2 separate regions of the Homo sapiens genome follow, and region 1 is linked to region 2. Evidence: chromatin contacts called from ENCODE Hi-C or POLR2A ChIA-PET data. All regions are on one chromosome and are shown on one strand. The core of a region is the stretch at or near the end of the contact, and the rest is flanking DNA. Distances in the headings are between cores, read along the strand shown. Region 1 overlaps CNTRL (centriolin). Region 2 overlaps FBXW2 (F-box and WD repeat domain containing 2).

Evidence for each region. A loop is a pair of places that touch in the nucleus more often than their neighbours do. ChIA-PET counts read pairs that join two places held with the same protein, here RNA polymerase II (POLR2A). Pooled maps may share reads with other maps.
Region 1: a loop to region 2 is called in a map of naive thymus-derived CD4-positive, alpha-beta T cell, with 2.1 times the contacts of the local background. The contact joins two enhancer-like sites. A Hi-C loop is called at or near these places in 2 of 168 maps with a recorded cell type or tissue (left cardiac atrium and naive thymus-derived CD4-positive, alpha-beta T cell), 2 of 37 single-sample maps with no recorded cell type and 2 of 50 pooled maps. POLR2A ChIA-PET finds 5 or more read pairs at or near these places in 3 of 52 experiments (T-cell, activated CD4-positive, alpha-beta T cell and activated naive CD4-positive, alpha-beta T cell).

Annotation. Positions count from the first base shown.
Region 1 is chr9:121,176,118-121,182,835 of GRCh38, forward strand. CNTRL (centriolin) reads left to right here. Exons shown (of 44, transcript NM_007018.6): 44 at 1,046-1,493. The coding sequence ends at 1,069. RAB14 (RAB14, member RAS oncogene family) reads right to left here. Exons shown (of 8, transcript NM_016322.4): 8 at 2,016-5,456. The coding sequence ends at 5,279. It also overlaps the pseudogene LOC124902357. Among named protein-coding and RNA genes, the nearest start is that of RAB14, 22 kb to the right of the region's middle. Within about 2 kb of position 2,739, at least 2 of the 41 ENCODE cell types and tissues checked have a DNase peak (open chromatin) inside an H3K27ac peak, as active enhancers do.
Region 2 is chr9:120,763,191-120,770,532 of GRCh38, forward strand. It overlaps FBXW2 (F-box and WD repeat domain containing 2), which reads right to left. Exons shown (of 8, transcript NM_012164.4): 8 at 1-1,657. The coding sequence ends at 1,369. Among named protein-coding and RNA genes, the nearest start is that of FBXW2, 27 kb to the right of the region's middle. RefSeq lists an enhancer at 4,876-5,544. Within about 2 kb of position 4,426, at least 2 of the 41 ENCODE cell types and tissues checked have a DNase peak (open chromatin) inside an H3K27ac peak, as active enhancers do.

The DNA.
Region 1 (6,718 bases), core at 1,489-3,988, 410 kb after region 2:
ACAAAACTTTATATATATCATCTAATTTTTACATCCTTGGAGGTAGGACTTATCCTTTTATATAGATAAGGAATCTGTACAAAATGATAAATGATTTGGTCAAGGACATAGCAAAGGACAACAGCAGGACTTGCGGGCTAATCTATCTTTACCACAGAGCAGTATATTTTAATGGTGGAGCCACAAGGAGCTTTCAAGGACAGTTGCCTCTTTAATGTGCCCAAGGTGGGCAAGTGACTTACCTAGTTCACACAGCTAATTAGCAGCAGGGCCATTAGCAGCAGGGCCATCTGAATATGATTATCTTAACACCATCTGTGGTGGACCCAGTCAGGTAAAGGCCAAAATCATCATGGGCCTTAGGGCAGGGTTCGAGGAGGAGTGTGAGAGGCACTGGGCATTGAATAGGGAAGCTTTGGGGATGAGACAGCCCAGAGTAGTGAGAGAAGAGTAGAGTGCACAAGGGCTTAAAAGCCAGCTTCAATTACCAGCTCAAGGTGGCAGCCAGAGTTATTTAGTTGCTTTAAAGGCAACCAACGCACAGTGGGTAGGGGCGAGATTGGTAGAATTATTTAGAAGTCTGGGGTTGTAATCCAGGCCTATATGGGATAAAAGCCTGAACTAGTTAAAAGTTAGGGGGCTGGCTTCTGAGCGTAACATTTTATTTCCCTTTTTTTCTGGTAAGAACAGATACTACACTTGATCTTAGTCAAAAGGCTGAGAGCTCCTTCCAGCAAGTTCTGCAAGGTCCATCAGAACCACTAGACAGTTACTGACACTGATGCCATCCCTGCTCACAGGATAGATGTTACAGATTTTTTTTTAAACTAGAACTTTTAATTGGAGGATCTTGAATTTTAGCAGTTTTAAGAATAACCGTTTAATTTTTTCTCTCAGAATTTTGTACACTGGTTCATCTTAAAACATTTTTCCAAAGAGGTACTCAAATATGTCATTTACCTATAAGCCATCATGCCATCACTTAGTTAAGACTGTTTTTACTGTTTCAAGAATTTGATTTATCCTTCCTTTTGTCTTACTGTAGGAAAAGAATGCCTCAGCCAGATGAGGAATACTGTCTTGTGTAAATATATTCAAGGAAAACACCTCCACTACCTCACTGACTTCATAATTGGAATGTCACATGGTTTTTTTAATCAAGATGCAGTGAACTGAGATTCTGAAACTCCACTGTAGTTTACTTTGCCTGTACCATTAATGCCAATGTTTTTATAAATCACTTGTACATAGTACATATGGGAATAGTTGCATATGGGAATTTAAACCAACATGTGGCTGAGCCTTTTTTTTTTTAATCTTCGTAACATGTTTAAAAAAAAACAGTGATTTTAACTGCATATTTGAACCTACAAACTGGTAAATCTTATTAACAAAAAGAATGTACTTAAGGCCCTCTTTATTTATAGTGTCGAGTTATTTTTGAATTTTGCTTAAAATCTATTTTTCATATGAAAATAAAAGATAACAATCAACTTGGGTCTGTCCTCTGACTTTACACTTCACAGGTCATTCTATGGAAAAGCCGTCAAATTTTTACCTTATTCCAAGTAAGTAATCTTTCAGGTGGTTTTCTTTTACCTGGAGGCTGAAGTACATTATACTTATCAATGAAGATTTCATCATTTGGAAATACATCAATTATAAAACTATTATGCTTCAGATGCCTTTCCTTAGCCAACATATTCTTTGGTGGAAAATCAGGAAAACTTTGTACCTTGGAGAATGTGACCCAGTGATAAATTCAAATTGTGTTGCCTTTCAGATTTTGAACTACCATAATTAACAGCTCAACTCCATGATGTATACATTTCTTTAAAAACTAGAATAGCAACTGCTCTCACAGTCTGGCATAATTATTCCCAAGGGGGAAATATGTAATAAGAAGTTTTAAAATATTCTCGGGAACTCTTTTCTAGATCACTACTAGACAGCTTTTGAGTCACAACAGGTATGTTACCCTGTTACTAATAATACAGAGCAGCACAGTGCAGTCATCCCTCACCACCAAGGTTTTTATTCCAAAACAGTTATTTGGCTAGACGTGAACCGTTAAGATACGGGATCAATGGAGTTACAATAAAGACAATGAAAGTGACAATTTATTAATACACAGTAAGTTCTAGAAGGCATCTTTCAAAACAAAACTTGATTTCTTTTGTATTTACATTTTTTGTTTCAAGTCTTAGCAAAATGCTAAAAGGCCTGGCCTAGTCACAATTACTGACATCCTTCTGGGACACAATTTTCTGGGCCTGTGTTGAATGAGGATAAATTATCTTTTCTCTAAAATGCCACATGAACCCTCTCTATATTCCCACATGAAGAGGAATGGAAGGTAATTATTTGGTCTTTTCTTCTGTTTAGGGGAATGAACTGAACCACTCATTTTTTTAAAATCACACTTAAAAGACACATGGGCAAAAAAGTTCCCCAAAACTACTGTCTTACCGAATTTGAGAAGGGAGGTAATGTATGAAGCTTAACAGCTGGCTTCAAAAGACACCTTTCCAAAGAAATTGTACTACCTCTATTAACGTGTAAACCACCAACCAAAAAAAAATAATAAGTTACTCCATCAAACACGTTATTATCCATAAAAAAGACTTCAACATTGTACTGGAAGATCTATTTAAGCATAAATAGTACTAAGCACCAATTACTAATCTGAAGGCCTCCTCACAGGTCCAAGGGCAATGAGCAACCTCAAGAGGCAGGTGACTGCACAAGCAGTAAGCTATGGATTAAAAATTAAAAGGATTTCACATTCTTTCCAAAGTGTACTGCCCGGTGTCTGGCACACGCATGTTACAATATGACAATCTGCTCTATTTGTGAGCACCTGAGTGTATTACAGGGGATTACACATGCATATGATAGAATCTGGCTCCCGGTACAGTCAAAGGAGAACAGCATCAGCCACCAAATGTGCTGATCTTACACTGAAAAGGGTTGACTGAAAACATTTCAAGGGTAATGTAAACACAAGAATAAAGCTGTGGGTCTATTACTTAGTGATGTGGTTTTATATGCTACATACGTAGACCTCTCTTTATACAATGAATATGGACAGTGCTGCAATAAAAACTGATGACACGTCAAATTGTTCACCTGAAGAAAAACCCTATTATAGTTCAGAAAATAATGCAACCAATTTTAATTTAATCTAGATACAGGTACTTTATTTACAAATATTTAGATTAATAGCATTTTGTTACATCAAATGAAGAGTACAGCAGTCTGAATAAATCCTTCAGTCACAAAAACAATAAAACCCACTGTAACTAACTTTGGGAGTCAGGGTATTGCACCTCAACAAGCCGCAGTCTTTAGTTTGTGATTGCTACCTTATATCCCAATGGGTGGTTTGTTTGTTTTGTTTTTGTAAATATACACACACACCAGCAGGTCATGGTCCCTGGGTGAGTCCCTTGTGATGCAACAGTGTAAGCAAAATGGATCACTGTAAGTCTTTAACAGAATATACCAATCTACTCCAGAAATCTTATTTTTTAAAAAGTTAAACAAAGACAAAAATAAAAATGAATCCACAAATTAACCAAAGCCTACTTTCTGCACATTCCAGTTTTGGCTTTTATTTAACATTGACTATACAATACTCTGGTACTACCACATGTTTACAACCCAGAAAGATGTACTTTTATGTTAGTGTCTGTAAAGAGGGATTTAAAATGTGTATTTTAAACACAGCAGTTGAGCTGAGTGCATTTTCTATAGTACGCTGAGGTGTTACCTATTCTATTTCAAATAAATTCTCAATTCCCAGCCACTGAATCATAAATGCAATAAAAAAAATCAACAGAAATGAAGAACTTAATAAAACATGTTGTCCAAAAAAATAAGATTGTTTCTCTTGCTATACAGTATTAATTCAGTGGCCAAACCACCTGGTGCAAAGTAATAACTTACTTTGTATCAGCACAAGCGCTGAAACACCTTTAGAAACACTTTCCCTTTTACAAAACAATTTATGCCAACATGACATAAAACAGCCCCTCACACTGTGAACACAGGGATATCTTAAGTTATTTCACTGTAGGGTTAAAAATGCACAATTTAAAATCCCTTAACAGCAGACCTGTGGTTCTGACTGTCCAGTTCAGAATCTGACCATTCCAAGAAGATAAAGGTATAAAAGCTTAAAATGTGCAATAGTAAACCCAGCCTTTTTTCTTTTTCTATACAGTAAGGCAAGAATGCAGCCTGTAATGCAAAAACGTTTACAAAAAGAGAAAAGCAGGTTAGCACATTGTCGATTGCACAAGAACAGTTAAGAAAATCAGCAGGTAAGCAACAGTGCAAAGATGGAACAGAATCTGCTAGTGTTAATCCTCTGATGCTAGGAGCTCTTTCCAGCATAATGTCCCCAAACACTGCCAGCACCAAGGGGTGGAGCCAGTACTACTTGTGAACTGCAGTTGTGTCTATTTCTTTGTGTGAAATGGAAGGGAGTAACATGGTCACATATAGGTCATACTGTACAAACTGGTATTTTATACTGTTCCAATGCCAGTAATCAATTTATTTTCTTCATTAAAATAATATACACAGAATGTATTGTTAGTTCGATTCCTTCAAATTTTATACATATTTACTTTCTGTTAAAGAGAAAAGGATAAAATGGTATAAAAAAAGATAAAGCTATTAATTAAGCACGAGAGAGAAGATAAATGGATATTTTCCCTGTGTGAGGCTAAGACAGAAGCAAATCTCGTTAAGAAAAATGCCACCCACACAACAGGAAATTTATCCAAAACAAAACAAAAGCAGTTATAGAACCCCTTCTCTACCATCAGAAGTAATTTCACAGCAATAAACTTATTGGTTACAACAGACATACTTGAACAGTTAAGGATGGGAAGAAAGGCTTAAGATATCACCAAATTAAACCGTACAGTGAGACAAAGCCTTGCCAAAGGGAGGGTAAAAATCATGAAGTCCAGCATCAGTGCTCGGTTTAAATCATATATTGGTGACATACTTATCACGAGGACAAGGGGGAAAAAAAGTCTAGATTTACCATGCAGGAGAGATTTATTACTCTACTTGCCTTTGATAACCTGATTACATCTAGTTGTTTAGCAGTTTAGTATTGTGTTAAACTGTTTTTACAACAGAGTTTTTTCTTTTTTTTTAATTAAACCCAGTAAGATGTACAGAAGACAATGAGGCAGTAAAAAGTACTGCTTCCAACAGACAGAGGTGAAAGGTCAAATGAGGGGCCACAGCAAAGAGGTCACTAGCAGCCACAGCCTTCTCTCTGGGGTTGGGGTTCACTGGTTAGCCGGCCTCCCTGCGGGGCTGAAGGTTTGTGTTGTACACCAGACTCAGCAGCATTCAGATCCAAGCTTCCATCCTGAATGTTCTGATAGATTTTCTTGGCAGCCTCAAGGAAGGCATCTTCTACATTCTCTCCCCTAAGAGGCAATTGATAACTTTATTGGAGAACCACAGTTTTCTACAAAAGACAAGACACTGACCTTTTGCTAATCTTTAGTTAACTGCCATGATGTCTCCAACTTAACCACTGTCATCTAATAAGAGATTACCAGAACACTGAGCTAAGAGAACATGGAAAACTATTTTCCTTTTTTTTTTTTTTTTTTTTTTGAGACAGAGACTCACTCTGTCACCAGGCTGGAGTGCAGTGGCCCGATCTCAGCTCACTGCAACCTCCACCTCCCAAGTTCAAGCGATTCTCCTGCTTCAGCCTCCCGAGTAGCTGGGACTACAGGAGCACACCACCACGCCCAGCTAATTTTTGTATTTTTAGTAAAGACAGGGTTTCACCATGTTGGCCAGGGTGGTCTCGATCTCCTGACCTCGTGATCCGCCTGCCTTGGCTTCCCAAAGTGCTGGGATTACAGGTATGAGCCACCACACCCGGCCGGAAAACTACTTTCTATGGAAAGCATACATACATACGTGTACTGAAAGCCCTTTCTACAAACCCTATTTGGACAACTACATGTGTTATATGCAATCATTAAAATACTGTATGTTAATACACACCATGACAATTCAGATAGGTCATTTCTGTGATAACAGAGAGGATACTCCAAACAGAAATGAAATCTCTCTGAACATGCTGAAAAAAATTCCAAGAATAATATGGTCTGCTCAGCCAAGCATGAACTGAGCTGTTTTTAATCGGGTAATGGTGACATAATCATGCTTAGCCACGTTAACACCTCCATTCAGTTTTCTTTGGACTAATAGCACAGCTGAGACTAAACGAAAACAGGTTAGCCTCTCCTCACCACAAGAAATTTTTGGCCTAATAAATGAAGAACAATGATGGGTGTACCACAGTTCAATAGCAGACATGGAAGAACAATTAGAAAATGTTCACTATGCTTCTGAGTAGACACTATTCCCTTAAATCATGCTTTTTAATGTGATCAGAAGTATTACAGGAAGAACAGATTGACCAAGCTTGTCTGAGATGCCAAACTCAACCTCACTTGTGAAAAGTCAAACACTGTCATTTGGGAAAAGTCAAACACTTTTGAAATGTAAACAAAGTTTCATTTATTAACCTGGGTTACCAACAGGCATAATCAAGGTACAATCTTTTAAGTAACAAAAATTCATATTATTTTGAAATGTAAAAAAGGAAGCAAAGAGATGTTTGCTGTTCTTCCTGCAGTAAGCATTACACATTTATAGATAGTACTTT
Region 2 (7,342 bases), core at 3,176-5,675:
AAAACAGAGCTGAATAACTGCCCTATTAGATCAACTTTCCAGGGGACAGCACAATCCTCCCCAGAATGTTTTACTCATTTATGTTACCTGCACGGCTCCCTTAGGCATTTGGGTTTGTGAGCCCTCATCTAGGACAATTCCCTCACTTAAAAGATGAAGAAAATGATGGTCTTAGAAGAGAAAGTTAACTTGCCTGAGGCTGCAGATTAAGTTAGAGGCAAAGGAGGAAGTTAGGTTGGGTTCAGGTATCCTTCTAGTATAGCATACTGTGTCCCTATTTAAACCATGGCTTCTATCAGCATTTCTTCAACCAATTACTTAAACTGTCTAAGTGGAATCAGCTATATTTTCTACATTTCCCTTTTATTCATCCTTTTCATATAATTGATGTTCTTATAGAAAACTCTGTAACAGTCATTTCATTTAAATATTATCCGACCTGAAAGAAACCATGAATCAGGGATCAGACAAAAATACATGATCAACTTTTACACATTTCAGTAGGTGAAGGACCAGAAAGAATCTTAGAAATCACTGAGCTTCATACCTGGCTGTACAGACAAGGAAGCTGGGACCCAGAGAGGGTGCAGAGTTCCAGGGTAAGAGGCCCGGTCTCTAACCTTCCAGCTCACTGCTCTTTTCTGCTATACCAGGGCACCGCTGTGCAGTCATCCAGGCTGCCGGGGACTAGCTTCCCCGACATGGCAACAAAAACTACAGAACTCGCTCACATCTTAAACATGGCCAACCTTGACTCTGCCAAGATATAAGGTTTAGAATGAGTTGCTAACATTCAATTTACAGAATTGGATTTGAACTGGAAGACAGACTTTCCTTAGCACTGGTATTTGGTGGAAGTTTATAAACTGGTATTTGGTGGAAGTTTTAACACTGGCTCTTATAAGAGCTAAACCCCGTGTGAGGAAAGTTGCTGTAACAACATCATAGCACCTTTGCTTCAACTTCAAAAGAAAAAAAGGCTATGGTAAAAAGCTTTAATAACAGACAATGTGATTTCATAGGCAACCAATTAGCAGATTAATGGATCATTTAACTTTCTTTACTTAAAACCAATACTCCACTCAAGAAAGATGAACCCAAAATGCATCCTCTAACACTGACCAACATAACTAAGTACAAATGAAGTCAATGGTGTACCCCATTAGCATGCTGCGTTGTATGTCAATAAAACAAGCCCTCCCCCACCCCGAGCCCTGGCCCCTGGCAAAACATAGATAAATGATTGTGCACTGCGTGATGATACCATTAGGTGAGAACTTTGGTTCATGCAGTCGGCTGCCGCAGAGGTTGCACCCAAAACCCGCAGCCCCGGCACCCAAAGTCAGTCAGCGGTGGTGGCTCATGGTGTCAGCCGTGCTCCTTCCACAACACCAGGTGAATACTGTGGTCAGGCATGCTGGTGGCAAAGACCAAGCCCGTGTCATTGTGCCCATCCAGTCCATTCAGCCAGGATGCTTCGCCTGCCAGGAAGCTTGAGCCTCTCTTTGATTTCCTGTACTCTGGCAGAGGCCAGCGACTAATCAGGCTCTCTGTCCGCAAGTCCATGATGTACAGGTAGCGGTTGTCAAACAGCAGGGCAAAGATATCTCCAAAGCCAAGCAAGGCCAAGTTTGCTATCTCAGGAGTCTTGATGACCCTACAAGGATGAGAGTTAGGGACTGTGAAAGAAGGCAACCTTGCTTCTGTTTATGCTACTGTAATCTTTTCTGGAGATATTTAAAACCAATATTAAATTCAAGCAAATTTAGAGTTAAATGTTTTTGATAAAAAGTAAAATATAAGGAGAAAAGCTCAGCCCACTTATAAAAAAGCCGGGAGCGGGAGAGGTGCGTTCAGTCATTATATAATATTGGCATGGAAGGGAAAGGTGGTGTTTGATCAAAGTTTTTTTTTTTTTTTTTGAGACAGGGTCTCACTGTGTTGCCCACACTGGAGTACAGGGGCGTGATCTCGGCTCACTGCATCCTCCACCTCCCAGGTTCAAGTGATTCTCCTGCTTCAGCCTCACAAGTAGCTGGGACTACAGACGGCTGCCACTGCACCTGGCTAATTTTTGTATTTTTAGTAGAGACGAGGTTTCACCATGTTGGCCAGGCTGGTCTCGAACTACTGACCTCAGATGATCTGCCCACCTCGGCCTCCCAAAGTGCTGGGATTACAGGCGTGAGCCACCGCACCCGGCCTGATGAAAGTTTATAAAAGTACAAAACATCTATCCAGGCTAGAAAGGATCTTACAGATAACATTTAACTAAACAATCTATTTTTAAGCTGTGAAAACCAAAGCTCAGGCAGAGTAAATGCTTTGGCTAAGGATTCACAATTTGTCAGTTACCAGTGAGAACTAGAAGGCAAGAGTTAACTCTTACCACTAGGTAAAAAGATGTATTCATCAACTCCTAGAATACTGGAACACCCTGAAGCCCAGAAGAAACCTGAAAGCCAAGTGACTAAAGTGCTACTCTACTCAGCAGGCAGCAAACAAATGGGTTTCTCTCTAAAAACAGTAAAGGCTGAAAATATTTAAAGTTTCCCAAATAACTTAGAAACATTTATTAATAATAGATTCATAAAAAGTTATTATGAAAAAAACTAGGGAAGAAACAACTAGGGGAAGCAGAGAAAAGTAGGGAGTTGGGAGGACAGCCCTAACTTTCTCAGAGGCAGTTTCCAAGACATCAATGACAAAGGCTAGGAGACACCTAGCTAAACAGCAGCACAAAGGAAAACAAAAAACAACTTAGCTTCTGTTGTCTGCGCCCTTAGTGAAGCAAAAGATTAACAAGAAAAGCTGATGTCCTCTTTGGAGGAACTAAGAGCTGAGCTACCAGACAAGCAGTAGACAAATACTGCTCTGTGACATATGGTGGGGCTCCTGTGGGAGGAGAGTTTAGCCTAGGTTTTAAGGACACCACCAAACTAGTATAGGTTCAAGAGAGCAACCAGAATGGGAGGACCTGGAGACCAGGACAAGGAAGAACAGCTGAAGGCTATCAGCTGAGATGGGGAAGGAAAGAGTTGGCAGGCATAGGGTAACTGTATATGAGGATCACTTCTGAATAGTGAAAGATGTGTAAGAGACAGCCCAGACATTATAAGCTTTAGAAGACAGAACTAGGATCAGAGGCAAAGAGTTACAAAGGAGCCAATTTCAGTCTCATATCAGGAAGGATGGGGGACATTCAATATTTATCAAGCATTTACATGTGCAAGGCACCGAACTTCATAATTAACATGTTATCTTTTTTAATTATTTTTATTTATTTATTTATTGAGATGGAGTCTCGCTCTGTCACCAGGCTGGAGTGCAGTGGCGTGATCTCGGCTCACTGCAACTTCCACCTCCCGGATTCAAGCGATTCTCGTGCCTCAGCCTCCCGAGTAGCTGGGATTACAGATGCCCGCCACCACGCCCAGCTAATTTTTGTATTTTTAGTAGAGATGAGGTTTTACCATGTTGGCGAGATGGTCTCGATCTCAACCTTGTGTTCCACCCGCCTCAGCCTCCCAAAGTGCTGGGATTACAGGCGTGAGCCACTGCACCCAGCGTGTTATCTCAATCCTCATAATGCAGTTAGGTAGAGGTATTCTCTCCACTATATCAGTAAACAAGACTAAAACATCTTGCCATGAGTCATACAGCTAACATAATGCAGGCCTAGCAAATGTTTTCTGAGTATCATAGGTGCTGAGTGCTGGCTGGGCCCCTGAAGAGAGATAAGCAAGATAGTCTTTGCCCCTTAGAAGGGGAGGGCATAGCATATAACTGCCAGAGTATGTGAGAACATGCTCAGCACAAACACTCCAATGGATATAACAGGAGTATCAAGGAGTGAGCAAATCTTTCTGTCTTTTATAGCTGGACCTGGAAGAATATTTTTTCTCTTTCTTGAAGAAGAAATGCAACTGGGCAATATAGATAGAATACGGAAAGCCTGTCTAAATTTTACAAATTCTCTCTCATGGGCATGTGTTTCTCTTATAATTAATATCTGAAAAAAAAATCTATGATACTAAGAATATCAACAAGACATCACTTCTATGAAACTAAGAAAATAGTTAACAGGTGCTGGCCCCTGCTTGAAAAGCAGAGAGTAAGCTCACCTTCCCAGACTGAAAATGGAAGAAACTTCTGCTAAAAGAGGTAGACATTTAGATTAGATGACATGTTTGAGAACATCCAAAATCAATCACTGAACACTCCCTATGGTGTCAGCCTTTATAAACAGGTTTACAAGATGGAGTCTGATCCCAGGGAAAGCAGTAAGTTCAGATTAACTTCAAGTAAAGGGGAATCAGAGGTCCCAATATGTGTGTTCCAAATGAGTTATAACTGATAACTCATCCATCATTTTCTACTTAGATGACTCATATTCATTCACTCAACAAATATTTACTAAGAGCCTAAAGTGAGCTAGCCAATGTTGGTACCAGGATTTCGGCAGTGAATAAGACAAAGTTCCTCACACTCAAACTATCCAATACTGAATTTCCTAGTCAAACCTGTTTTTTCTATTTCTTTACTTGCTCATTCACCCAGGTGCTCAAGCTAGGAAACGTGGCAACCATCCAATTCTCCTCCTCCTCCTCATTCAAATCACAAATTCGATCACCAAGCTCTATTGATTTTATGCCCTAAATTTTTCTCTAATTTGTTCACTAATATATGCACTACCACAGCTCTAGTCCAAGACACCATCTTTTGCCTGCACTATTGCCAACAGCTTTCTACTGACCTCCCCACATCTACTTAGTCCCTTTGAATCAGTTAACCTCACATACAACCTGATGTTATCACCTTGTTTCAACTTCTAAACTCTTTGATGGCTCCTTATTGTGCCCCCATCTTTAGCCATGCTGATGCATTTAAGGAATTTCCTTCAATTTCTCAAATGTACCTGAGGCTCCTTTAACCTCAGGGCCTTCGAACGGACTAGTGTCTCAGTCTAAAATTCCTCACTGTACACCCACTCCTGGTACTTAGTTAAGGCATTTATACTCACCCTTTAGAGCTCAGCCCAAATGTCTCCTCTTAGAAGCCTTCCCTTACTCCACAAACTAGGCAGGGCCTCAAAGTACTCTGTACTAGGCTAGGCTCCTCTTAACCCAACCATTAAACAACCTGTTTGCAATTAGCTGTTTAACATCAGTCTTCCCCATCCTGCTGATCGGTAATTTCCCTGAGTTTGGTAAGTACTTCTGCTGTTTCCCAATGCATACCACAATGCCTGACACAAAGGTGGGTGCTCAATGAATATCTAAAGAATAAAGTAGTGGTGAAATAAACAAAGGCAAGTGCAAATTCCTACAAAAGAGATCTAAAGGAGGCTAGGAAGCCGGGTGCGGTGGCTCATGCCTATAATCCCAGCACTTTGGGAGGCGGGTGGATCACTTGAGGTCAGGAGTTTGAGACCAGCCTGGCCAACAGGATGAAACCCCATCGCTACTAAAAATACACAAAATTAGCTGGGCATCATGGCAGGTGCCTTTAATTCCAGCTACTCGGGAGGCTGAGGCAGGAGAATCGCTTGAACCTGGGAGGCAGAGGTTGCAGTGAGCCGAGATCACACCACTGCACTAGAGCCTGGGTGACAGAGTGAGACTCTGTCTCAAAAAAACATAAAATAAAAACGAAAAAAAAAGAGGCTAGGAAAAACAGCTAGAAAGTCTGGTAGGTCCCACATCATAACAGAACACAAAAAATAGGTGGCTACCGGGTTAGGGCTCAAGATCTGTGAAGATGAGCTGATTCCAAAGACTGAAACACAAATATGTTGCAGAATAGAGCACAGGTCTTGACAGGTTTGTGGCTTTCACTTTGATCACTTTAGAAATGGAACCAGACATCCCTGCTGTGCAGAGTCTGGGTCCTTGAACCTAAGTAACCTTACATGCTGTAGAGATAACCTAACTCAAGCAATCACATCATATCTCAGACTTATTGAGTAACATGCTGTTATTTGTGCTTTGCTTCTTTTCAATTAGCTTCAAAGCTAAGTAGCCCTACCTGGTCCTAGCAACTGAAGCCAGAGGATTTGTAGTAGGTTTCAACAGAGGTTGGTTTATCTGTGTTTGGGAGGAAAAAAGCAGACACAAGACAGACTCTTTTCGGAGAAAAAATCTGAACCTGGCAACTCCTACCCGCAAACAATCTTACAGGTTTATTATTTAAAACTATTATTCAAACACTAAAAACTAGCAACTTTCATCTAGGACTCTAGAGTCTCTATATGCCACTCTGAGTCACAAGCATACATGAGAAAGCAGATGTGGGACCAAATTAAACCCTTTAGAGATGCTAAGCATTAAAACAACTATGACATCTCTAGCCCACCTTGCCTTTGCACCTTCCCACCTAAAATTTTAATTCAAAACAAAAACAATATTGAACTATAAAAGATGTGATTTTCCCATGGTGATTACTTGAATATTTTGCTTTACAAAATATCAGATTCTTTCAAAACTTTATTTTCCCCTGTTTTTGGTGTCCCTGGCTTTCTAGTACCATAAGTATATACCTATTGGATAATCCAGCCATGCATGAATGGACGAATGTTGGAATACAGTGAGAGGTGGAATGCTGGGCAAGGCCCCTACCCTGTCTCAGCTTCAGTTTCCCTACCTACAAGAGGAAAAGCTTAAACAGATGTTTTCTAGGAAAGGTTTCAGTCTTTTTTCTCAAAGCATAAATATCAATCATTTCTATAACTGATTCTGACAGCTCTGAAACCTAACTGGTTAGAAATGTTGGTCTGATTCCAGGAAGACATAAATGGGGTTGTAACTTTGTGATCAGAGAGATGTGGCCCACCAAAGTTTTGTGGTTATTGTGATCAGATCCACACGAGCTGACCTCAAATAGTCATGCATAAAAACAATGAAGAGGCCGGGTGCGGTGGCTCACGCATGTAATCCCAGCACTTTGGGAGGCCGAGGCGGGTGGATCACGAGGTCAGGAGATTGAGTCCATCCTGCCTAGCACAGTGAAACCCCGTCTCTACTAAAAATACAAAAAATTAGCCGGGCATGGTGGCGGGCGCCTGTAGTCCCAGCTACTCGGGAGGCTGGGACAGGAGAATGGTGTGAACCCTGGAGGCGGAGCCTGCAGTGAGCAGAGATTGTGCCACTGCACTCCAGCCTGGGCGACAGAGCGAGACTCCATCTCAAAAAAAAAAAAAAAAACAATGAAGAGAATGTTCAATTTTCTGTACTCCTCCAAGTCCTGAACCATGCTATGGGACGCTAACTTTTTGAGTTGTTATTAATAAGTGTGTGCACAACAGGTGTGAAGTACAGTAGGTTCAACAAATTCAAACAGGTTT